Linked DNA regions of Mus musculus: region 1 is linked to region 2. The links are chromatin contacts, found by Hi-C or POLR2A ChIA-PET in ENCODE. All regions are on one chromosome and are shown on one strand. Each heading gives the region's core, a stretch centred on a gene start or an enhancer-like site at or near the end of the contact. The rest is flanking DNA. Distances are from core to core; before and after follow the strand shown. Region 1 overlaps Gm21976. Region 2 holds the start of Utp15 (UTP15 small subunit processome component).

Region 1 (7,201 bases), core at 2,370-4,869, 36 kb before region 2:
TTGGAAACAGACTTGGTGTAAATGTGTGTGTGTATGTGTGTGTGTGTGTGTGTGTGTGTGTGTATGTGTGTATGTGTGTGTATGTGTGTATGTATGTGTGTATGTGTGTGTATATGTGTATGTGTGTATGTATATGTATGTGTGTGTATCTGTGTGTGTGTATCTGTGTGTGTGTGTTGACACATACTTGCAGGTTTTGTAGGTGTCCCGAAGATGATCCCAACAGCAATCGCAGCGGCAACAACGCCAAGCACGAGGAATACCCCGCAAGAAGTCAGAAGACATTTTCTGGTGGGAAGGCAGCTGTGACCTGTCACAGCAACACACACAGACATGAAAGAGAGCACGTCATTACAGAGCGGAGGCCCCTGGGAGATACAGTGTTCACCAGCCAAGCGTTCCCCATGGCTTTCTTAGAATAGAACCCTCGATGTGCATCAGTCAGAGTTACACTGGTGGCTTTCCTATCTATGGCTTCCTATCCCACCCTCTGGAAAGCCAACACTATGAGGGCCTCTCTGGTAGATGTGACGATGAAACTACAAGAAGCTTAAAGAAACACAGGATCCACTGAGGTGAAGTGACTCCTTAGGTGTCTGGGCCTGTATGAGCCCTCAAATATGTCTTCTGGACTCTAGCTAGTGGGGGCTAATTCTGCTATGACATGGTTTGCAAAGCCTAGATTTCAGGCTGCCTACATCAGACTACGGAAGGAGATGAGAACTCCAGAGCTCTAAGCCATATCTGCAGGACCAGCTCTCCATGGGGCTAGATTAGGGATGGGCCGGTTTGATGAGCAGACCTTGAGGATAGCAGTTCTATACCCAGACGAGAGAGAGGCTGAGATCCCTGGTACTGGGTTGGCAGTTTCTGGAGTAAACAGTCACAGACAGGGAGCCTCGTCTAACTGGAATAAACTGAGTCACCAAGAAGAGTGAGGGGGCTCAGGTTGCACCACTTTCAGCAGACAGTCATGCTCGCTAACCTGATCCTAAGATACCCCATTGGCCACATGGCTAAGCCTTCCTTAGCAGTGTGGCTAGGCAGCTGTGGGACCTCCTGAGCCCGGACCTAGCTTCCTTTGCCCTTGGGTATATGCAGCACGTGTTCATGGGAGACTGAGTGCTATGTATTCATGGAACACTTCCCAGACACCAGTTCTTGCTATATCAAATCTGACCTGTAACAAAAATAAAAATGCTTTGTACACCACTGTTCACCAGAACTTGGGTGCTAGCAGCTCTGCCTCACACTGTGCATATTCAACATATTGCTGAAAGTTCAGGGACCACGAGTGTCCCAGTCACTAGTGGTAGAAAGGCAGAGACCACAATCAGAGAAATACGTTTAAGTCTCACCAGGCCAGATCACAGACCCATGAGCCCTTTCTCCCTAAGCTGGGGCCTCCCCTCCCAGAACTGGGGCTGTACCTGTTGTAGGTGCTGTGGCTTTCAAAGACTCCCATATGGCTTTGAAGAATCACTGCTGGAACTCTGTCCTAAGCATCTTATCTGATGCACTGAAGAAAGCTTGAGGTACAAAGACTTGTCTACAGAATGTAATTGGTCACAGGGAATGTGTTTGGCAGTGCTAAACCCTACCTCCAACATCTAGGTAGTAATTTTACATAGAATTAGGTACTTGAATTTATAAAACAGTCATATAGTTAGGGCTCTTCAACCTTTAAGAGTGTGTGTGTGTGTGTGTGTGTGTGTGTGTGTGTGTGTGTGTGTTCATGGGTGCGCACCTTGGTGTGTATATGGAAGTCAGGGGACACTTTTGTAGAGTTGGTCTTTCCACATCTACTTGGCTTCCAGGGCTCTAACTCAGTCCTCTAGATTTTTGTGACAGTTGCCTTTACTGCTGCCCAAACTGTTGACATGGCAACATGATACCATCTGTAGAGTTCCTATTCAAGAGCCACGCAACCAAATTATGAAAAACCCAAACTAAACCAAACCAAAAGAAAAAAGAAAAAAAAACCAATACCATCTCATAATGCTATTATTATGTTGGTCCAATCAAACTGTCCTCAAAGTAGGGTATGGTGGCATATTTGCCTGTAATCTCAACACCTGGGGAACCGAGGCAGGAGGGTAACATGTTTGAAGGGCATCCAGGGTTACACTGCTAGAAGACCTTGTCAAGGAAGGAAAGAAGAGATGGAAGGAGAGAGTGAGGGATGGAACTTAGACATAATTATGTCCTGGTTAAATATATACCATGTTTGTGATTGTACATGGGGTAGTTATATCATGTTAGACACAATTATGGGCTGCTTATTGTTTTTGTTTGGAAATTAAGCATGACATAAGGAGAGATATGACAGTGTGCCAAGCTGGCAAGGGATGGACTTTTGATGGCTATTTCTAGTTGTCAACTTGACTTCATCCAAATGATGGGGCACACCCGTGAGGGAATTTTTTTTCTTAATTAAAATAATTTGAAATGGGGGGAGCCACTTAAAATCTGGATATTTGAAGTGGGAGGATCTACCTTAATCTGGGCCACACCTTCTGCCAGTGGCCTCTATGAGGACATGGAAGGAGGTAGTGCTTGCTCTTTGCCTGTTTGCTCTCACCTCGCTGGCAAGGTATATGCAGCACAAACTACCCTAGCGTTAGAGCCTGCTTCCAGTGTATACTGAAGACCATCTGAGACATCCGGGCTTCTTGGACCGTTCATGGGCAGCCATTGCTGGACTAGCTGGACTGTAGCCTGTAAGTCATTCAAATACCACCCCTTTCTCCTTATAGTGATTCGTTCTGTAGATTCTGTCACTCTGACCAGCACACTCTTCCAGACTACTCCCTGGGGTTTTATGATTAGCTAAACCTTCAGCAGCAAAATAACTAAATGAGATAGAATTAGCATTCTTCCACTTCATATTTATTTATGAATTATATACCTATACTAGCCTACACACACACACACACACACACACACACACACACACTGAAACATTATGCAAACTAGAAACTTAAGAAGGATGAGATCAAACAAACTGTGTAAAAGCAGAAACTCTAATGTTCTTTTCCCAAACCCCGCTGAATCCTCGCACCCAGGACATCTTTTCAATGTTGTAATTATGAACGCCAAGCTAGAAAAGCGTCGGATTCAACAAAACTCTGCTTAGTTAGCACCAGATTTTCAAGGCTGTTCAAAGATCGGATGCAAATGCAAATAAAAGAAAGAAAAAAGGAGGAGAGAGAGTTAAGGCAGGCTTCCTTCCAAAGGATGAGAAGCTCGGGCAGGCCTGCAGGGGCTGGGACTGGGAGATGGCAAAGATGTGAAGCGCGAATTCCCTCATGAATCGCGTGGCAGAAGCAGATGCGTGCGTGCGCACACGCAGAGAGAGAGAGAGAGAGAGAGAGAGAGAGAGAGAGAGAGAGAGAGAGAGAGAGAGAGAGAGAGAGAGAGAGAGAGAGAGAGAGAGAGAGAGAGAGAGAGAGAGAGAGAGAGAGAGAGAGAGAGAGAATGAGAGAGAGAGAATGAGAGAGAGACTCCAGTCTGGGCAGCATCCCATGCAACCCAAGCTATGGACTCAAGAGGGCAGCAGAGAGCAGCTAATGAATCCCCTTGTCAGCTGCCTCCAGAGCAGTTCTTGTGTATGTTAAGGAGCCTCCCAGGACAAAGGCTGGGCGGACCCGGAAATATAGATGCTAGTAGGGATGACAGATCAGCACCTTTAAAGCCTTTGGTTATAGATCTCCAGCCTTTGTGACAAGTAACCAGGGGAGGGGCGTGGATGGGTTCAAATACCCCGCCTTACTTTTAGCGGGAGCCTATGAGGTGGCAGCATTGGTGGGAGGCACAAATGACAGAGCTGTGACCACTTGCCCAGCCTTTAACAGTTTGAGTCAGAGTTAGACTTGAAGGCAAATGTCCAAAAAGCAACATTGGTGATGAACTACACAGCATCTCTGAAGCTTTTCTTCAAGATGACAACTTCGGTTTGCTACGATGTTGTTCTAGCACAGACTGATACTCAAATGACTCCGTCAAAGTCCGTGAACAAGGCCGAAATGTCTATTCTTGCTGTACACACAGTCATTGTCGGTTGTAGTTTGAAGCTCACAGTAGAAAAGCAGGCTAAAGTTTAAGGTCAGCCACGACCTAGCCTTCTCTGACGAACTCCAAGGCAGCCATGCACTTTCTACAGAACAGCGCCATCCATCATGTTAAATGAGCATTAAAATGTTCAAGTGTATTAGCTTCGTGGAATTTGATTTTAACCTTGTTCTGTAATTATATACCAATTGCCATGGTTTGAACGTTTGTGTACCTCCAAAATTTGTATGTGACAAAGTGTTCCGTCGGAGAAGGAGCCTCTAGAGCAGTGCTTCTCAGCCTTCCTAACACGGCGACTCCTTAATATAGCTCATGTTGTGGTGACCCCCAACTGTAAAATTATTTTGTTGCTACAACATAACTTCAGTTTTGCTACTGTTATGAATCGTAATGTAAATATCTGATATATAATTAGTGGGGAAAAAAAATCATGTGTCCCCCCCCAAAGGGGTCTCGACCCACAGGTTGAGAACATGGACCAAGAAGGCTTCTTCTACTCTCATGAACAATGTTCATTTAAAAAAAAAATCAAGACTTCGGGGGCTGGAGAGATGGCTCAGTGGTGAAGAGCACTGGCTGTTCTTCCAGAGGTTCTGAGTTCAAATCCCAGCACCCACATGGTGGCTCATGACCATCTATCTGTAAAGGGATCTGATGCCCTCTTGTGGCATGTAGGTGGACATGCAGCACTCACATGTTAAAAAACAAAAACAAAGCCGAAAACACCCCACCCCCCAAACAAAACAAAACAAGACAAAAAGACAACAATTTAAAAAAAAAAAAAAGATTGCAAAGGGTTACAAAAAAGATTTTTTTTTTTAAAATCCAGCTAGCATGCTCTGCTTGGGAGGTAGTAGAGAGAAGGAGATGTCTTGGAAGCAGGGAACATCCCCTCACCACACACTGAATCTGCTGATGCTTGGCCTCTAGAACTTGTATTACAAAATAGCAGTCTGTTGTACTTTGCTAAGGCAGCCTGGATAGCTAGCCATCTGGAGGCATGATATTTATGGTTTTGTGCATTGGAATAACATAATAAAGTTAAAAATGATGGCAACGGTGGCAATTACGGACCCACAATAATTCCCAGGAGCTCAAAGTAACCAGTTGATTACACGGGTTTGAGGAACCAGGGGAGGGCCCTTGCTTGCTTTTCCCATGAGAGGGCGCCTCATTAGAGAAAGCGAGCATTTCTCCAGTAACATAAGCCCTAACTTTTCTCTTACTGCAAGCCCACCTTCAGATAAGCTTGGCAGCTCCTTCTGAGAAAAGCTTTGGCTCCAATGTAGTAGAATTGCCTTATTTTACACATAGAGGGCCCCGAGACCAGTTGGATAAAGTGATGCTATACTTCAAGCTCACCTCAGGGACACAGACCCCATAGCAAGAGTTCAGGGAAGCTGAATCCCATAGGCCTACCACCATCCTGTCTCAAACGTGGAAGACCAGACTGTTGGAGGCATGACTCAATGCAGAGTTCCCAACGAAGCACAAGAATGTTAGTATCAGCCGGGCGTGGTGGCGCACGCCTTTAATCCCAGCACTTGGGAGGCAGAGGCAGGCGGATTTCTGAGTTCGAGGCCAGCCTGGTCTATAAAGTGAGTGCCAGGACAGCCAGGGCCACACAGAGAAACCCTGTCTCAAAAAACCAAAACCAAAACCAAAACCAAAACCAAAAAACAAGAATGTTAGTATCAGAGCCTAAGCAAATGTGTATTGCTGGCAAGGGACAATACGCAGACTCACTGGGGCTTGGGCTCAGGGAATGGACATAACCTTTCTCTGGTCCTTGCGCCGATGCTGGCAGTATACACACCCAGAGACGAAGACTTCTTCTCTATAGGGACCTCCAACTGAAACCAATTAACCCCTTCCACTGCGCTGTACATAGCAGATGTGCTGCCGTTCGTTCTGGTTCGTTCTCTTTGGTGCACCTCCATCAGACCCCCAGCTTTTCTGTCCCTGTGTCTGTCATGTCTCTATTCCTTCATTGTCCCAGTCAGGTTTCCACAACCAAGCTCTGTTGGATGGGGAAGCCTGCTGCTGGACTTGGGTCTGCCAAGGAAAAGCTGGGTGACCTCCAGCAATGGCTACCCAGCCCACCCCTCTTCCTTTTGTACTGCTTCCCTTCTCCTAACACACCTGAGCCTTCGGGAGCACTCCCTGGCATCCCCGATGGGTATTTATAAAGCTTACACTTCTAGAGCCTCCACCCAACTTTGGAGCATCCAGGGGCAATGCCCACGAATGCATATTTAACGAGTGTCCCAGATCACTGTTGTCCCCTGGAAAACAGGATTAGACAGGTAAGGCTCTAAAATTCATCGTCAGCAAAAAAGTCCCGGTTCCCAGCACATATAAGTATGAGAAGCCGATCCTGGAGGTACCCTCAGTCATTCACAGTAAAGAGAGAGCTGTCAGATGTGTTGGTGAGTCACTCAGCCAGGCTGAAGGAACTGGAAGAACAAGATAGGCCCGTTTTAATCAGAGGGAGGACTCCAGGGAACCCTGGAGTGTGGTGTGTTAAAGGATGGGTGGAAACTTACAGGGAGACAAAGGCTGAGGGCAGTGGGGTGCCGAAGAACAGCAGTTTTCTGAGGCTGAGGTGGGTGTGGGTAGGAGGTCTCAATGGAGGCAGCTGTATCTGAGGAGTGAGCTCTGCCCCTTCAATTCATAGGAAAGGCAATTTTGCCCACTTGGTATGTGAGTTGGTGGTGGCTCAGCTTCACAGCCTCAGAAGAATCAACTGGACACTCCTGGTGGCATGTCCTGACATAGGAGACTTGTATTAGTACACTTTACTTTGCTGCAATAAAGTGCTGGAGGGAGACGAACTGTGTGTTTATACACACACACACACACACACACACACACACACACACACACACGTTTAGCTATGGGGTTCAGGGGCATGGCATCAGCACTGGCCGAGCTCCAATGAGGACCTCATGACAAGACAGAGGTCACAACAGTGGGAGTGCATGTGAAAGGAAGAGAGCCCATCTTGAAGCAAAAATCCAGAGCCACTCAGACATCACCTTTATTTCTATAGCAACTTCCTCTTCTTATCAGAGCTCAGAGGGCCCATGTTTTCTTAACCCATCTCATGGACCAACCCTGAGTGTGCTAA
Region 2 (7,434 bases), core at 3,260-5,759:
TTTGATACATTCTAAGGCATACTTACAATTTGCTAACAGAGGTGTGGTAGAGACCTCGTTTCCCCTGTGCTTGTTGGTTAAAGTAGTTGACTGTTTTATGGGTGAGAAATGTTTTGTTGTAGATGGTGTGTAGACATGCCTTACTTGAATTCCAGGAGAAGGAGATGTATGGATATTGCACTCAGCTAAATAAAACAAATTAGAATAGTATTTTAATGACAGAGCAGTATAAAAAACGTGTTAATGTTCACATGAAATAATATATGAGGTTTAACAGCTTCAGTTCACAAGGGTTTATCAGGTGATGTTAATTTATTAATTATATAAGTCTAAACTTATAGACTTATAGGCTGTAGTGTAAGCACTATAAAGAAAATTATTTATCTTGATCTATTAGATTTAATATTCAATAGGTCATTACAAAGTAACTATAGCATGCTGACAGATCATTGAATTACAGTATTAGAAGTTGATGTAAATTAGTCATGAAACAGGAAATATTAAACTAGTTTTGACAAAGAAAAGAAATATTTTTCTATCATTTAAAAAGATACAACTTTCTTAGGGAAATTATAAATAGAGATCAGATGAGGATTTTATTTATATATATATATATATATATATATATATATAGATAGATAGATAGATAGATAGATAGATAGGGTTTCACTATGAATCCCTGCATGGTCTGGAACTCACTAAGCCGATTAGGCTAGCCTTGAACTCACTGCCTCTGCCTCTCAAGTGCTGGGACTAACTAAAGGTATGTGTTACTACACCTGGCTTAGACAAGGGATATTTTAAAAAACCAACAGAAATTTAATATGGGTGTCTGTGAGACTCTAGAAAATCCCTTTAAAAGATGACTTTCAAGCTTTTCCTCAACTCTGAATCTCCTGATTCAAAGAAAACAGAATGGAGTCAGCCAAATGAAAGTGAATGTAGGGAGTTGTACCATAACTTTCAACCTTTAAATAAGACAGATGCCACCTCCAGGTCAGAGTTAACTTGATCTTGAATATTTTTACTATCCTCTTCATTTAAGGACTTCACGAATCGAGAACACACGTTCATATCAAATCGGTTTGGCAATATGAATTTCATCCCCATGGCGACGCCCTGGGCTGCTCCTTCATCTGGGTTTGGGTCTAGCTGGTGCTCTAGCTTGATGTCTGGCATCCCAGAGATATAGCTGCTGGGACACTCTTCCACGATCAGCTGGGCCCCAATGTCCAGATTTGCAGATGTAGCCATGGCTTTAATAATTAAAACACTTCTTCATGATTTCTTGTTTTTTTTTTTCTCAAAGGTGTTATCCAGTATTTTCCTGGAATTGGGATATTAAAATATCTGAAAGTAAAAAATTAGAAAATTTATGGTAGTATGTAACTTATATAAATGTACATACACAATCATTTTAACTCCACACCCAAACACTGCTCTTGTAAGCCTCCTAACAGGATGCACAGGATATTCAGGGGTAGGGGATCTGCCTGTGAACCAAGGCTTTGCCATTTGCTTATTAGCTGTGTGGTGTGTACAAGTTGCGGAGCCTGACAGAGTGTCCTGTGTAAAAAGGGATGCACACCGGGTGTGGTGGTGCACGCCTTTAATCCCAGCACTCGGGAGGCAGAGGCAGGCGGATTTCTGAGTTCGAGGCCAGCCTGGTCTACAGAGTGAGTTCCAGGACAGCCAGGGCTACACAGAGAAACCCTGTCTCAAAAACCAAAAAACAGACAAAAAGGATGCTGCCGCTTATGTACAGGGTCCTGGGAAAGGATGCAGGGAACACAGCACACCTCCAACACTGTCAAAACACATTTCAGTTAGTTTCTCCCCTTCTATAGTTGACTAGTGCCAAATATTTAAAGATCAGGCTACCAAAGAAAATAAACTTTTATGCTAAGACAGTAGGCCATTATTTGAGATTAATTTTTTTTGTTTTAAAAGTGAATCTCACCATTGCACGGTGAGATTTATTTTTTTAAATGCCATTTCTGTAAGTCTTCTCAATTTGAGCTGAGGTATAACCAACTTGTAGCCAGGTTGACCAGCACTGTTTTCTATCATACCCATGATTCAGACAGTGAAGCACTTTACAGACTTGTTTTAAAAATGAGCTATTACACTTATCTATTTTGTTCGCATGTATATGGGCACACATGGGCCACAGCATGCATGTAGAGGAGGATACATTTCAGGATCTGGGGTTTCCCATCTATTATGTGTGTCTCAGGAACTGAACTCAAGTCATCAGGCTGGGCAGCAAGTGGCTTTACCCACTGAGGCACCTCCCTGGCCCTACAAAATGTATTTTGTTAAGAATTAAAAGTATATTTATCAGTGTTTGTTCAGAGAAAGCATAAGCAACTTGTTGTAAGTTTTGATGAGAAATATGTAGATTATGGATTGGTGTCACAGGATATGTGACAGTCCCAAATACACAGTCACTTGAAAAAGGAAGAACTGAAGATCCAGTGAATTTTTGTTTTGACAGCATATTGCCCCTTTGGACACCTTGAAAGGGAACTGAGTGTGTGATGATCAGAACTGCCTGGAATTAGGAGAGAAACGAATCAGTAATGTATGACCACTGCAGCACTTTAAAACCATTTCAAAAGACTGATCCTGTTGAGTATGGTGGAGCACTAGAGAGCAGGAGAAATAGTCCTCCCCAGAAAGGAGCCCAGCAACTGGTCATGCAATACTAAGTAGTCATGCCCTGAAAACATACACACAAGAAACATTACACAAGCCAGGTGTGAGGGGCACACACCTTTAAGCTCTGCACTTGGAAGGCAGAGGCAGGCACATCTCTGGGAGTTTGAGGTCAGCCTGGTCTACACAGTAAGTTCTAGGACAGTTAGAGCTACTTAATAGAGAGACTTTATCTCAAAAACTTCTTTTTAAAAACCACTGGTCCTTATCACGGCCTTCTGAGTAGAATGGGTGAGTAACATTCATCTCAGTGGAAAAAGAAAGCTCCTGAATCCGGAGAAACATATGTTGCTCTATCAACTCCATCACTGAGGTCAGTAAGTAAGCAGCAATACAAGAATACAAAACTTCCAGGAGAGACATGAAGACACTACAGTCACACAAAGTATCACATAACAAAGTTGCTACATTTTGTCAGAAGGCCACAGGAACAGAAAGTTAGTTTATAGCACTCAATGGGAACTGTTTCTAAGGAAAGAACAATTTCTTCTAGGCACGTGTGGGTTGAGCCGCAACTCCACCCCCTCTCCTCCCCAGTTCTCCCAGGGGATGTCCAGTGCTATTCTCTTGAAAACTTCCTTTCAAGCTCCCATTAAAGGGGGAAAAAACTGCCAGATGGAGATCTTTTTTCTTTTGACACGAGGTCTTACTTATTTTGTAGCCTCGACTCTGACTCCGGAGTGCTGGGATTAAAGGTGTGTACCACCTCCCTCACCTGGTTTAAGATCACTCTTAGGAGCCACCGCACACAAAACCTACCTAGTGCCTCATATTTTCTGATCTTAATTTGGACAATTTTTTTTTTTACAGTTTCTTTCCCATATTTTCTAATTGGGTCTGATAATTTATTTTCAACACCAACTAATTCGATGTGCTAGACATGCAAATCACGAGTTTCCCGAGACTCAATCCTTCCTAAAATGGGGTTAAAATAGTCACCTCTTTGCGGACCCCTATAGAACAATAGGTTTCAATAGACGGAATTACCAGTCTTTGACCAGAGAACAGGAAAGGAAAAGGGAACGGTTATCTAGACTGGATTACAGAGATAAGCAAAGACTGTTGATTCGCCAAGACTTGAAGCACAAGGGAGGGAAAAAACGAAATGACAGAGATGGTGAGAAAGAGTTAAGAAAGAAAGGGTGGGTAGGCTCGCCAGCCAGACGCCTGGGAAGGGAGAGTATAATGCAAGCAGGGGGCACAGTCCCCAATGGAAGCTAATCACAGAGGCTTCGGGTTCTTCCTAATTCTTGAAATTGTCCTACAGTGGGGGCAAAGGTGCTATAAAAAACGAAAGGCGTCTCACGGGCGACAGGTGTCCGGGCGGGCGTTCCCGCTCTACGGCCGCGGGGTGACACCCGCTCCCGCTCCGACGCGGCGAGCGGATCCGGGGACAGGGGCCGGTCAGGCGGGTGGTACACGCGCCCTGAGCTCAGCGGGAGAGCGGCTCTGGCCTGGCCTAGCCAGATCGGTCCCGAGCCCCGGGCCTGCTTCGGGCCCAGACGTCACTTCCTATCTTTTATCTCCTCTGGAAAAAGCCCAGAGCGTTCGGTGAAGGCGAGACGACTCCCAGGGATCGCTTCTTGTTTCCCTAGCGCCCCGTAGCCCATCCTCTCGGAGAACCATGGATCGCCTCAGTTCCGGGTCATTGGAGAGCGGCCCGGGGCCCCGCCCAGGGCCCCGCCCACCAGGGCGCTTTCTTGTAGTTCTTTGGGTCGTAAACCTTCTGCGCCTGCGCTGCACGTCATCTTCCCGCGACGCGCCTCTGCGCCTCCGCGTTTCCGGCTCCTGGACTGTCCGCGTGATTTTGAGCGAGTGCTGCAGAGCGGTATGCTGTAGGGAGCTGGCGAAGTCTGGGGAGTCGTCCTGGGGATCGGTGCCTCGGTGGACCCTCGGGGCCCCGCGGAGGTAGGCGATGGCGGCTCCCGGTGGCGGCCCAGGCTCTGCTCAGTCCTCACTGTGATCTCTGACATCCTGGACGTCTGTTCTGGGGCTTCCCCCGGAGATCACTGAACTTATCTGCCTCCGCGATTTAATTTTGACCCAGGCTTTGCTCCTCTGTAGTCGCTCTCCTAGCCACCTCTGTCAGTCCCTGGAGCAATCTCTTCTCCAAGGCCAAGGACAGAATTCTGTTTTAGTGATTTGAGGATGGCTGGGTATTCGTCCCTCTCTGCACCTCCGCTCTGCTTCTTTTGTGCCCATCGTGCCACATTATGCTTAGAGACCCCGCTGAAATGACATTATGTCCAGGTAGAATTAAACATCTCCCTCTTACATGTTCTCAGTACCCTTCAGGGTTTATTTGATCACACCTTGTGTCGTAATGCCTGTTATTCCGTGAATCCCAGTTTCTTAGGTCCTGACTTGGTCCAGTGATTTTCCTAACATTCGTTTTCATAGCATCTCATTGCTTGTTCTGTCTTCCCTTGCACGTCCCCGCCAATGCTGTTCTTCATTTGTGTAACTTAGCAAGCCAGCGCTACTTCTCACTTCTTTCCTCGAAAACCTTTCATTTCTTGAAAAATAGACTTAGGAGGTACTATTCCTGGGACAGATCTATTCCGGTGCCTGTTTTTATCTAGTGAGCCAATAATGGTTTTTGCAGATAAACATACTGTCTTATGTACAGTGATTTGGCTTGAAACTAAATGAAATAGGCCTTGACCTCAAAGAATTGTATTTCCTTTCAACAACAACAAATGCGTTTGTGAGTACTAGTGAAAAAATTTCTTGCCATGTCATTAACTATAGAATATCTTCTGCTTTGTCGGTTGGTTGGCCAGACCTAAAATATTTACCATCTGGCCCTTGATAGTGTTTGAGAACACCTGTTGGAAGGCAGAGAGGGATTTCTGAGGGACAGAATGACTTCCTGTGCTGACCTTAAATAGGAAGTACGTAGTGAAAGGGCATTCCTGGTATGTTAAAGCAAAAGTGAGTGTGAAGTGAATGAACCTTGGTTTGCTCTGCTTCATCAAAATAGCAATTAGAATAAGTTAAACTGATTGCTTTGGTGCTGCTGATGTCGGCTGTGCAGGCTTTTCAGAGTGGACAGAGAGTATCGTCGATATAATCGTCCATCTGATACTCCCGACTGTCTTCAGTTGAATGCTTCTCGTGTTAAGAACTTAGATTCTTCTTCTCCTTCTTTTTTTCTTCTTCTGTCACTTTTAAGTTTCCTCTGTTTAGGTTTTCTTTCCTACAGTTTGAACCTTTCACGTTTAATTTTATGTCTGATGCCAGCACATTATCTCTAATTTCATCTTAAGCCTCTACACTTAAAGATTAACTTTGTTTTCCTTGCTTCTTTTGTCTTTTAGGAAGTCAGGTCAGTCTGTTGTGTTTCTAGTTCTGTATTCTTTCCTTTGACAAGAAAGTGAATGTTCCAGCCCTGCATGCTTTTCTGGTTTCAACTACTGGAAGGCTAAGTCTTATTTACTCTCAAGCATTGCCGCCTGCTCTGGGAGGTTTAAGGACATACATATGCAGCATATATGTGTGTGTGTGTGTGTGTGTGTGTGTGTGTGTGTGTATGTATGTATTATATATATATGTGTGTGTATGTATATATTATATATGTGTGTGTGTGTGTGTGTGTGTGTATGTAAATGTATATATGTATATAGATGGGCCAGTATGGTACCCCAGATCTCTATGCTTCAAGTGTCTCTTCCATGATTTCAATGAGATGGTTTATTGGTCATTAGTCTATAAAGTTCCACACAGCCTTTTGAAAGAAAGTAGAATGAAAATCATCCTTGCATAGGAAAGCTTATAAACAATCTGTGCTTTAAAATTTGTTCTTTTTCCAGGCCTGAGGCAGAGTCACTGAAGTTATTGTGAAATTAGTTCCAGACTCCTGACCCTAGGATAACAGCGCACTTATATGAAACCATGGCCGGCTATAAACCTGTAGCGATTCAAACATATCCTGTACTTGGTGAGAAGATCACCCAAGACACTCTGTACTGGAACAACTATAAGGTAAAGTATGAGAGGAAATGAGGGACGAGGGCATTTGAACAATTCTTACCCATTTATGTCAGTGTCTCCAGCTGTCAAAGTCCATACCACTTAATTATTTTGACCATGCAGCTGCTTAACACAGAACATGTATATAATGGCAAATGAAACTATAAAACTTAAATCTTATATGCAAGAGGATTTTCTTGTCTTTTCTACTCTGAAATTAGCTTCTCTGTACCTCCTAATGATGCTTGCAGTGACTCTTTTAAATATATATTGAAAACCTAGAAGGTAGAAAAAATTTGGGATTAGGAAGTTTGTGGAAAATGATACTTAATCAGACAATAAAAACCTAAGAAGAGACTGAGCGTCAGTCACCAGTTCAAACGGATGTAGCTCAGTTGGTGAGTGCTTGTCTGGTTGCATGAGGCGCTGAGTTCAGTCTCCAGCCTTGCACAAACCTGTCTAGTGGTGTATGCCTGTGATCCCCCCCACCCCCGCACACACACACACTTGGGAGGGAGGCAGAATGATAAGTGCAGGGTCATCCTTGGTTACTTTAACTCCAGTTCCGGAGGATCCAGTACCTTTTTTGGCCTCAGCAGGCATTTCACACCAGTGCACGTTTAGACAAGCAGATACACACATGAAATTTTAACAAAGAGCATAACATAAAACCAAATAAGATAACAGTTTAGATGACAGTTTGTTCTGGTATGGTGGCATAAATGAAAAAAGTTGAGAGAGGGA

The links. A loop is a pair of places that touch in the nucleus more often than their neighbours do. ChIA-PET counts read pairs that join two places held with the same protein, here RNA polymerase II (POLR2A).
Region 1: a loop to region 2 is called in a map of heart, with 4 times the contacts of the local background. The contact joins the enhancer-like site here to the promoter of Utp15 in region 2. A Hi-C loop is called at or near these places in 6 of 37 maps with a recorded cell type or tissue (T-helper 1 cell, heart and left cerebral cortex). POLR2A ChIA-PET finds 5 or more read pairs at or near these places in 4 of 5 experiments (Patski and embryonic stem cell).

The regions. Positions count from the first base shown.
Region 1 is chr13:98,295,614-98,302,814 of GRCm38, reverse strand. It overlaps Gm21976, which reads right to left. Exons shown (of 7, transcript XM_006517799.4): 4 at 188-310. Among named protein-coding and RNA genes, the nearest start is that of Btf3, 18 kb to the left of the region's middle. Within about 2 kb of position 3,619, at least 1 of the 3 ENCODE cell types and tissues checked has a DNase peak (open chromatin) inside an H3K27ac peak, as active enhancers do; it is heart, where a contact is called at or near this core.
Region 2 is chr13:98,260,067-98,267,500 of GRCm38, reverse strand. Utp15 (UTP15 small subunit processome component) reads left to right here and starts at 4,509. Exons shown (of 13, transcript NM_178918.3): 1 at 4,509-4,626; 2 at 6,531-6,702. The coding sequence starts at 6,613. Ankra2 (ankyrin repeat, family A (RFXANK-like), 2) reads right to left here and starts at 4,425. Exons shown (of 8, transcript NM_001271388.1): 1 at 4,025-4,425; 2 at 969-1,350; 3 at 27-185. The coding sequence starts at 1,254.